Linked DNA regions of Homo sapiens: region 1 is linked to region 2. Evidence: chromatin contacts called from ENCODE Hi-C or POLR2A ChIA-PET data. All regions are on one chromosome and are shown on one strand. The core of a region is the stretch at or near the end of the contact, and the rest is flanking DNA. Distances in the headings are between cores, read along the strand shown. Region 1 overlaps CREB5 (cAMP responsive element binding protein 5). Region 2 has its middle 6.4 kb from the start of CREB5.

What was found. Hi-C counts contacts between places; a loop is a spot of excess contacts on that map. ChIA-PET counts read pairs that join two places held with the same protein, here RNA polymerase II (POLR2A). Pooled maps may share reads with other maps.
Region 1: a loop to region 2 is called in a map of mammary epithelial cell, with 2.5 times the contacts of the local background. The contact joins two enhancer-like sites. A Hi-C loop is called at or near these places in 2 of 168 maps with a recorded cell type or tissue (PC-3 and mammary epithelial cell) and 4 of 50 pooled maps. POLR2A ChIA-PET finds 5 or more read pairs at or near these places in 3 of 52 experiments (GM10248, GM12878 and HEK293T).

The regions. Positions count from the first base shown.
Region 1 is chr7:28,743,342-28,747,988 of GRCh38, reverse strand. All of the region lies in intron 7 of CREB5 (cAMP responsive element binding protein 5), which reads right to left. Among named protein-coding and RNA genes, the nearest start is that of TRIL, 210 kb to the left of the region's middle. Within about 2 kb of position 2,373, at least 5 of the 41 ENCODE cell types and tissues checked have a DNase peak (open chromatin) inside an H3K27ac peak, as active enhancers do.
Region 2 is chr7:28,403,701-28,408,545 of GRCh38, reverse strand. It overlaps a transcript of CREB5 not described here. Among named protein-coding and RNA genes, the nearest start is that of CREB5, 6.4 kb to the left of the region's middle. Within about 2 kb of position 2,710, at least 2 of the 41 ENCODE cell types and tissues checked have a DNase peak (open chromatin) inside an H3K27ac peak, as active enhancers do.

The DNA.
Region 1 (4,647 bases), core at 1,124-3,623, 340 kb before region 2:
TTTCCTCCTATGGGAATGGAGACACCACCGTGAGCAGTGATTCTAGAAGGGCCTGTTAAGGACATCTTCCACAATTCTGTTCCCTCTCCTGCATCCAGCTGAGAAAGTGTGTTTCTTCAGGGGAGGGGCGCCCTTAACAAGTTAAAGGGCAAGACTGGTAAACAAAGGCTGTTTTTCAGCATCCATTACATGCTGGGAGGCTTTGATCTTCGTGTTAGGTAAAGTAGGGTCAGGATACGCTTTGCCATCACTTACAGGACAGGCACTGTGTCAGGCTGGCCAACCCAGCCTGGTGTCTGAAGCTTTCTCAGAGGGAGAGACTGGAAAAAAAACACGCTGGGACTGGTCTTCTTTGCCTGCTGTCTGGCTTCAAATTAGGGCTCAAGAATGAGTGTGTCTACTCTCTGCTCAGCTTCGGAGCAGAAAGGTGAGTCCCTTCACCACTGCAGGTTCCAGACAGCTGCCAGCAAACCCCTGTGACACAGCTTCCTTCCTCACTTAAAGGGAATTTGCTGTAACTCCCTTTGGATCGAATTCTGCTGTGCTACAGATAACTGTCTTGTTGCTCAGCCACTTTGCTATTCTAAATGCTTCTTTCTCATTATGGGACTCATTTTGGCTTCACCCTTAATGAGGAGGGATTGACACATTTATCAACTATTACAGAAGTGATGATGCTGAGAAGATTTAAATACAGACTTACAAAGAACATTGAGGCACCAAGCAGGTGCTGTGTGTGTATTTGCACACAAGTGTGTGTGCACACATTTCTGTCTCCCTGTATCTTTTCCTCTCCATCTGTCTTTCTTGTTTGTATAACATCATACACACTGGCAACCCTCATATTATTTATTTACTGCAGAGGAAAGGAATTCCACAACAGCCTCAGGAAAAAAAAAAAAAGTCTTGTTTCTAGTTTTTCTAAATGATTGAGAAGATAAGGATTTAGAAAATAAGGTATGAAAAGCCATATTTGAAATATTTCTTGAGGGGGAAGAAAAGAATCTGCCTTGTTTTGAACTGAAAACTGTTTTCTACTCTAGAGCCTCATGTTTCCACCTTCATCAGCCTTCCTGCCCTAGGAGCCTAAGAAACGTCTGGGAACCAATAACGTTTTCTCAGGGGATTTCATTACTGAAAGGGCTCATTAGGAAAGACATTAAAATACGAATTACCTCATAAACTATTTAGTTGTGTACCCAGTGGGAGTGTGCTTATTAGGGCCTGAGCTTTTCACAAATAGAGCTAATCAATTAAGCTTCATTACAAACTGAAGGGGTCTCAAACAGAATGGATAAGAGAGGGACCATCTGCAAAAGGACTTGATAGGAAGAAACCATCGCCTCTAACAACTGCTAAAGTTAATTATCAGCTTCTGGGTAGAGAAGATAATTCAAATCTTCCTGTCTTTGGACAGAATCTCTTAAGGTTCATTAGTTCCTAAAACAGTGCTTCTCACAGCTTAATGTGCTTGCGAGCTACCTGAGAATCTTATTAAAAAGCAGGTCTGAGGTGGGGCCAGGGATTCTGCATTCCTAAAGGGCTCCCCGGTGGTGCTGTGGGTCAAGGGACCCCACTTTGAGCAGCAAGGCCTTAGATTATTAAAATTTAGCTGGAAGTAGCCTTTGTGGTATTGAAACGAGCCTCTACAGACTAATGCCATGTTGAACTTACAACTTTTCTTGTTGCTTTACATAGAGTGAGAGAATGAGAAAGTTACAGGCAGACTGACCTTATAACCAAAATTTCTTTCTCTCCATGTCCCTAGAGAATTCATTTTTGCTAATATTAATGGTGGAACTTTCACGTAATACTAAAAAGGGGGCTCATTGCAAAAGTAGCTTTGTACCTCCTTAGAGATCAACTTCTAAAGGAAATTCTGGTACATTTTGAATAGTCAGATGGAAGGGGAGAGGTGGCTTTGATTTTCCCCTCAGAATGAGAAAATATTTCATCAGGCTCTGCAAATTCATGTCAAGGCACTGAGCTGAGGACAGTGAGTAGAAGCATTGATCTGGACTTCCTCCAGGAGGGCTTGAGCAGGTTCTTGGAGGAAGTGCGTGTTCTTAGGCAAAAGCAGGGAGCCAGAGCACTAAAATGTTCATCCTGAAAGCCTGGGACTTAGGTGTCCTAGCTGGTCTCTTAAAAGACAGCAACATTCACTGCCTCACTAACCACGCCACTTCTGGAAAGAAAACAGCATTGCCTCCATGGTCAGATCAAGGACTGCCAGGGGTAAGAAGGAAAGCTCTCTCCTGTCTAGACAGCTCCGGCCTGTTGCTAGAACAGCAGCATGCTCCAGAGGTGTGGATCATCTGCTCTAGCTCTTGGGGTTCTGCTCTGTAATAGCAGAATGGGTTTCTAAAGTTCACAGCCACAGCCACTGGCAGAGATGAGGTGCATCTGCGCCTGCTCCGTTCTCAGAATAGAGCTGGACACTTCTGAGAGGATCATATCACTGACACAGTGCCAAAGACCTCAGCATATTCTGAGCCTGGCTATGGATTCACAAATCAAGGCATGGAATCCCTTCCCAAATCCTGGGCTGTCCTCTAGGTCATCATCTAGCATCAAGGCTAAGAATGCAGCCAAATAAAAGCAAGCATGACATTGGGTTACAAATGTAGAGATACAGCACAAGGACCTCAAAATCTATTCCTGGTTCAGTGGCTGTCACTATTAACAAGGAAATGACTTAGGACACCTTCGTATTCCTTCCCCCAGCCTGTGTTAACAATCACACTTTCAATCAACTTCTGAGAACACTTGAATACTAGATGTTTGCCAAAACATCATTGAAAGAGCGACTACAACTTATGAATACTGTTTGCCTTCCTCTACAGAAGTGCAAGGACCAGCGTGGAGCAAGAGAGATGTTCAGGGCACAAGATTTAAAGAGATATTCACTCTCAGAATTGTGCAAATGCACAGTACACGGTCAGCATGCAGACAGCCAAGAGCAAGCTCTTTCCTATATTTGTACCCTGGGCACCTCTCTTGCCTGCTTTCAGCTTCATAAATGAACCAGTCTGCAAGCTACAATATTCTCAAGGGAGGTCTCTTCCTGAGAAAGACCAGCCCAACACAGTTAGGCTTTACAGATCCTTAGAGAACTCCCACTGGAATTCGAGATTTGATTTTGCAAAGGCAAATCATTGCATCCTGGTTAGGATTTTGTTTAAGATTTTAATATTTAAGCAATCTTCAGTTTAGGAAACTGCTATGGGCTGAATTTTGTTCCTCCCATGTCCCACCTCAAATTCATATGTTGAAATCCTAACTCCGGGACCTCAGTATGTGACTGTATTTGGAGACAGGACATTTAAAGAGGTAATAAAGGGGGCCGGGCATGGTGGCTCATGCCTGTAATCCCAGCTCTTTGGGAGGCCGAGGCGGGTGGATCACCTGAGGTCAAGAGATCGAGACCACCCTGGCCAACATGGTGAAACCCCGTCTCTACTAAAAATACAAAAATTAGCAGGGCGTGGTGGTGTGTACCTGTAATCCCAGCTACTCGGGAGGCTGAGGCACGAGAATCGCTTGAACGTGGGAGGCGGAAGCTGCAGTGAGCTGAGGTCGCATCACTGCATTCCAGCCTGGTAACAAAGCAAGACTCCATCTCAAAAAAAAAAAAAAAAAAAAAAAAAAGAGGTACTAAAGGTAAAATGAGAGGTCATATGGATGGGCCCTAATCTAATATGACTGGTGTCCTCATAAGAAAAGGAGATTAGGAATCAAATGATAGACTGGATTAAGAAAATGTGGCACATATACACCATGGAATACTATGCAGCCATAAAAAATGATGAGTTCATATCCTTTGTAGGGACATGGATGAAATTGGAAACCATCATTCTCAGTAAACTATCGCAAGAACAAAAAACCAAACACCGCATATTCTCACTCATAGGTGGGAATTGAACAATGAGATCACATGGACACAGGAAGGGGAATATCACACTCTGGGGACTGTGGTGGGGTCGGGGGAGGGGGGAGGGATAGCATTGGGAGATATACCTAATGCTAGATGACACATTAGTGGGTGCAGCGCACCAGCATGGCACATGTATACATATGTAACTAACCTGCACAATGTGCACATGTACCCTAAAACTTAGAGTATAATAAAAAAAAAAAAAAAAAAAAAAAAGAAAAGGAGATTAGGACACAGACACAGCAGAGAAGAAAGACCGGGGAAGGACACAGGGGGAAGTTGGCCATCTACAAGCCAAGGAGAGAGGCCTGAAACAGATTCTTCCCCGCACAGCCCTCTGGAGGAATCACCCCACTGACACCTTGATCTTGGACTTCCACCCTCCAGAATTTTGAGACTGGAGAAATGAATTTCTGTGGTTTAAGCTACTCAGTCTGCGGTATGTTGTTGGGATATCGCTAACAAACCAATACAGAAACAAACAGTTTCCTAAGCTTTTCGTTTTCTTTCTTTTTTATTTTTTGAAACAGGGTCTCACTCTGATGCCAAGCTAGAGTGTAGTGGTGCAATCACAGCTCACTGCAGCCTTGACTTCCTGGGCTCAGGTGATCCTCCCATTTCAGCCTCCCAAGTAGCTGGGACTACAGGTGCACACCACTATACCCAGCTAATTTTTGTATTTTTTGTAGAGATGAGGTTTCACCAGGTTGCCC
Region 2 (4,845 bases), core at 1,461-3,960:
GGTAACTGGCCCAAGCTCACGGGCTGGGGAGCGGCAGAGCCAGGGCCAGACTGCAGGATCCGGGCGCCTGGTCTGCAGCGAGAGGAGCCTGGCGTCTCCAGTATCCGGCCGTCACCATCACTGTCACCATCCCCCTGCTGAATTTCCTTTCAGAAGTTCTCCCTTTGAGTAGGATTCAAAGAGAAGGCATAGGCTAAATCCAGCCCGATTCTAGACGACCAATGCCAACCTCGCAGCCCCTCACACCTTACAAAGCGCTTGCGACCACGTGATTTCCCTTGTTTCTCACACCAACCCGGGTACCAGAAGTAGGACAGGTATTATAATTATTCCCATTCTACAGGTGAGCTAAGGCAGACACCAGAAGGTTGGGGGCTGGCCTGAGATCACTTGATGAGCAAGGGGTGGCACTGGGCCCAACTCAATCCCTGTTTTCAAGCCCAGATCCCAACTGGGCTCCTTCATAGAGCCAGGGGTAAGCATTCCCTTCTTGTGGGTTATTGGTGGTTGGAACCTCTGCTAAGAACACATTGGCTGGGAGATGGAGCTTTGCTTAGAAACAGTTTAGCCCTCGTTAATAAACAATAATCATTTCTGACATTTATGTAACATCTGACATTTATATAGTACCTCTCATCCCAATGCATCACAACCATGACGGTGCAGTTTGCCAGAGAATCATGACTGGACTGGCTAGAAACTGTAATACATTGCCTGGATTGTCACATACTTCTGAGCTGGTTTTGACATACTAAATGGAAGAGCTTAGCATGTTGTTTCTGTTTTTAAGTGTTTAAGTGGCCCCTTGCCCTTTAGTGTTCCTTGAAACCACAGGGACTGATGACTGTTTGATCCTCACAGCCTTATTCAGAGTTCATCACTGAGTTTTCTACTTATTGTAGAAATAAAATCATTGCAATTTCATGCAAAAGGTTTCTAGCTGTCATATTACAGACTGAGATTTTTACATATTCCAGATCTCACACACACACACAAATCATTTCTAAATGTAAACTGAAGAAAAGAAGAGGTATTTATTAGTGTAGATTCTAGTGTCAGCCTGCCTGAATTCAAATTTTAGCTCTGCTACTTGACGCCTGGTTCTCAGTTGCCTCAACTATGAATGAGGATGGTGATGATAACTACAGCGACTCGAGTTAAGAATTTTATTACTTGAGTTAAGAATTGTGCTTGGGGCCGGGCACGGTGGTTCACACCTGTAATCCCAGCACTTTGGGAGGCCGAGGCAGGTGGATCACCTGAGGTCAGGAGTTCGAGACCAGCCTGACCAACATGGTGAAACGCCCGTCTCTACTGAAAATACAAAAATTAGCTGGGTGTGGTGGTGGGTGCCTGTAATCTCAGCTACTCGAGAGGCTGAGGCAGGAGAATCGCTTGAATCTGGGAGGCGGAGGTTGCAGTGAGCTGAGATCACACCATTGCACTCCAACCTGGGTGACAAGAGCGAAACTCTGTCTCAAAAAAAATAAAAGGAAAAAAGAAAAAAAAGAATTGTGTTTGGCACAGGGCAAGTACTATGGAAGCACTCACTCTCTTTTTATTAATAAAGGTATTTTGGCTAATGCTGTGATAGGTGGGCATTTGGTGATTTTTTTTTTTTTACAAACTTAACTAAATAAATGAAAAGGGAACCTTTACCCCATAATTCCCCCAGCCCCACATTGCCTTCTGCATGTGTCATCTGGACCAAGCAGCCCTCTCATCTGTCAAATGCGCTGGCAGAGCCCCTGTGTTTGTGGACTCACATTTCTGCCTCATGCTCACTCAGTCTCTCCCAGGATTTCTCAGAGCCAGAGTTTCATGGAGGCTGCAGTTGCTGAGAGCAGCTATGCAAGAGCATCTCTAAGGGTGCCTCCACTGGCGGTGGCCATGGCCTGGGGCATTTGCCCCCTGGGGTGCCAGCACCACCACTAGGAATGCCCTCTCACCCACCAGGACTCCATCCATTGTGGCCTGTCAGACGTGTGGAGACAGGGGCGCTTACACCAGAACCAAGGTAAACTGGCTGGGGTACCACCCACCCAAGATTCTCCCGATGCTCATCCCATTTCCCTCCACAGAACAGGAGTATAGGCTGGACACAGCCAACCCCCGAGGTACCATTGGCGGTGGCAGAGAGGTTGGACCTATGCAGAGCTGACTGGCACCTGCAGTGACCAATGAGAATAGATGAGACCCCTGGGAGACCTTTAGTTGCTGGATCCTGGGCAGTGGAAGGGAGAGGACTAGGCAGCTGGGCCAGTGGGGAAGCACTAGGTATTTACCAACTCCCATGGAAGAATTTTAGTATTTTAAGACATTTACAGCCTTACTAGTGCTTAATCAGGCCTGAATAAAACCATCCCAAGAGGCCTCAGATGGGAAGAAATTCTTTAGCTCTGTACTTTGGGTTCAGTCATTTCTCCAACATTCGGCAAACATTAGCAGATCTGCCCAGTGCTGAAGTCAGAAAACAAAAAATGGTCTCTTTCTTCCCAGCTCCTAGGCTCCCAAAGAACTTCTCAAACTTAGTGGAGTAAGCAAAAAACACCCAGGCAACTTATTAAAGTCAGTTTCTTGAGTCAGACGTCCCCAGGGATTTTAGTTCCAAGGTTTGGCATTGGGTCCAGGATTCTGCATTTGTGATTCTGATGCAAGCGTCTGGGGAACTCCCCACCTACCACCACCACACACACATCCTTTGAGTGACTCTAGTTTAATGAATTCATAGATGGGCAGGGATCCAGGAGGAAGCTGATGACGGAGAAGAAAAGAGGTCAGCCTGAGACACTCAAAAATATGACCCAAAGTTCATATGCTTGAGATCAAGGCCAGGCGCAGTGGCTCACACCTGTAACCACAGCTCTTTGGGAGGCTGAGACGGGAGGATAACTTGAGCCTGGGAGTTCGAGACCAGCTTGGGCAACATAGACAGCCTGAGCGTCTCTACAAAAAGTTTTTAAAAATTAGCCAGGCATGGTGGTGTGCACCTGTGGTCTCAGCTACTCAGGAGGCTGAGATGGAAGGATTGTTTGAACCCAGGAGGATCAAGGCTGCGATGAGCAGTGACTGCGCCACAGCACTCCAGCATGGATGATAGAGTGAGACCCTGTTTCAAAAAAAGGAAAAGAGACCAATCCTCTAGCAGCTTCCCAAAAAGATGAACATATCCCTAGAGAAGGCTTCTCCTCATCCCTTCTGCCCACATCACTCAGAGTGACCTTTTCCCACTTCCAAAATTTTATTTTAGGCTTTTCTTAACTAAATTAACAGTGATGGGGAAAGGGATGCTGCTGAAGCCCATTTTGTGGTTAAACATCTAGCTATCGTCCCATTGGGAAGTTTCCATCCCTTCTAAAATGGGTCTTCACCAGGTTTCTTCATTACCTTATTTGAAGGGATAAAGATTTCCAAATAAATGAAACTGCAAAATGCATCCAAAACTGTGAAAACCACAACACTGTTAACTAACATTTACCAAGCATTTGCTCTGTGCCAACCCTTGAGCTAAGGGATTTATGTGCATTTTCTCTGTTAATCTTCACAACTCTGTGAGGCAGCTGGAACCTTACTCTTAGAAAGGCTGAGTAACTTACCCAGAATTGCACAGCTGGGGCATGGCAGAGATGAGAAAAGAACCCACATTGCTGTTGCCTGTCCCAGTGCCTGCCTGAAGGCACCCCATACTTTGGTAGTCCTGAGCACAAGTTGGTTTGAGGATGCAAGAATCAGGAAAGTTGAGAACAAGCCAGAGATTGGCAGTGAGTAGGAAAAGCCACCAGCCTCCATGCAAACTCTGTGCCTGGTTAATCAAAAGCCATTCCAGACAGACAGGACTGGCTTCATGGCCTGTGATACCTGGTCACACAGGGCCTCATCTCATGCTCAGAATGGTCCCATATTTGGTTTAAGGCTCACTGTCACCATCTTGAAATTCTTAATAATTTTATCTTTGAACTTATGCTTTATAAAAGAAGCCTGGTGGAGCATGTGCATGAGGAGGTTGGTGATCACGGCATGTCTGCTGTTTCTTGCTCATGATGCCTCAGGAGCACCAAATTCCAGTGGACCCAAGGTGCATGGAAATCCAGCAAGACTCAAATCAAATACAAGGTAAATTCATGATCTCTCTGACTGAGTGGGATGGGAGAGGAGAGGTGAGGCTGACAGCCCTGAGAGGTCACGCTTTCCTTTCAAACCAGAACTTTCTTGGGATGCAAAAAAAACCAATGGCATCCCAAGAAACATAAACAACCAAGAACCCTATCTTACCTGCATTAGGCCCCTGTGTTAGGCAACCACATACACTGAAAATGATGACATAGAAGGCAAGAGAAAGATAGGGCGGCCCATAGTTCTTTTTCTTTTCCATCTTTCCTCATCACAAGTAAACAGAAAGCAGAGAGTTGGCAGAACGTGTGCACATCAAGAAGTGAAATAAAGGTGGTTGAGCTTGTTTTGTACAGTGTATCCACGTTCTGGTAAGAACAAAATACATATGTATGTACGGGCCATGACATACAAATTATGGGATTTGAGTGATTTCACATACAAGTTAAGTGATCTTATATTTACATTTAAAACTAGCAGTGCAGGATGTAAAGATGAACAGTAAAATTAATGCTAATAATGTAACATTTTAATTTTTTGCTATTTAAAGTGACATTAAATAGCAAATAAAACATACCATGACAAGTCAAGAGACTGACTTTGCAAGAGAGAAAAAACTTTCTATTTATTATCTTCGGTGGCACTTTTCCCTTGCCTTTTAAACAAGAGGCCCTGCATTTTCAGTTAGCACTGGATTCAAAAATTATGTGTCAGGTGCTGCCCACAGACATATGA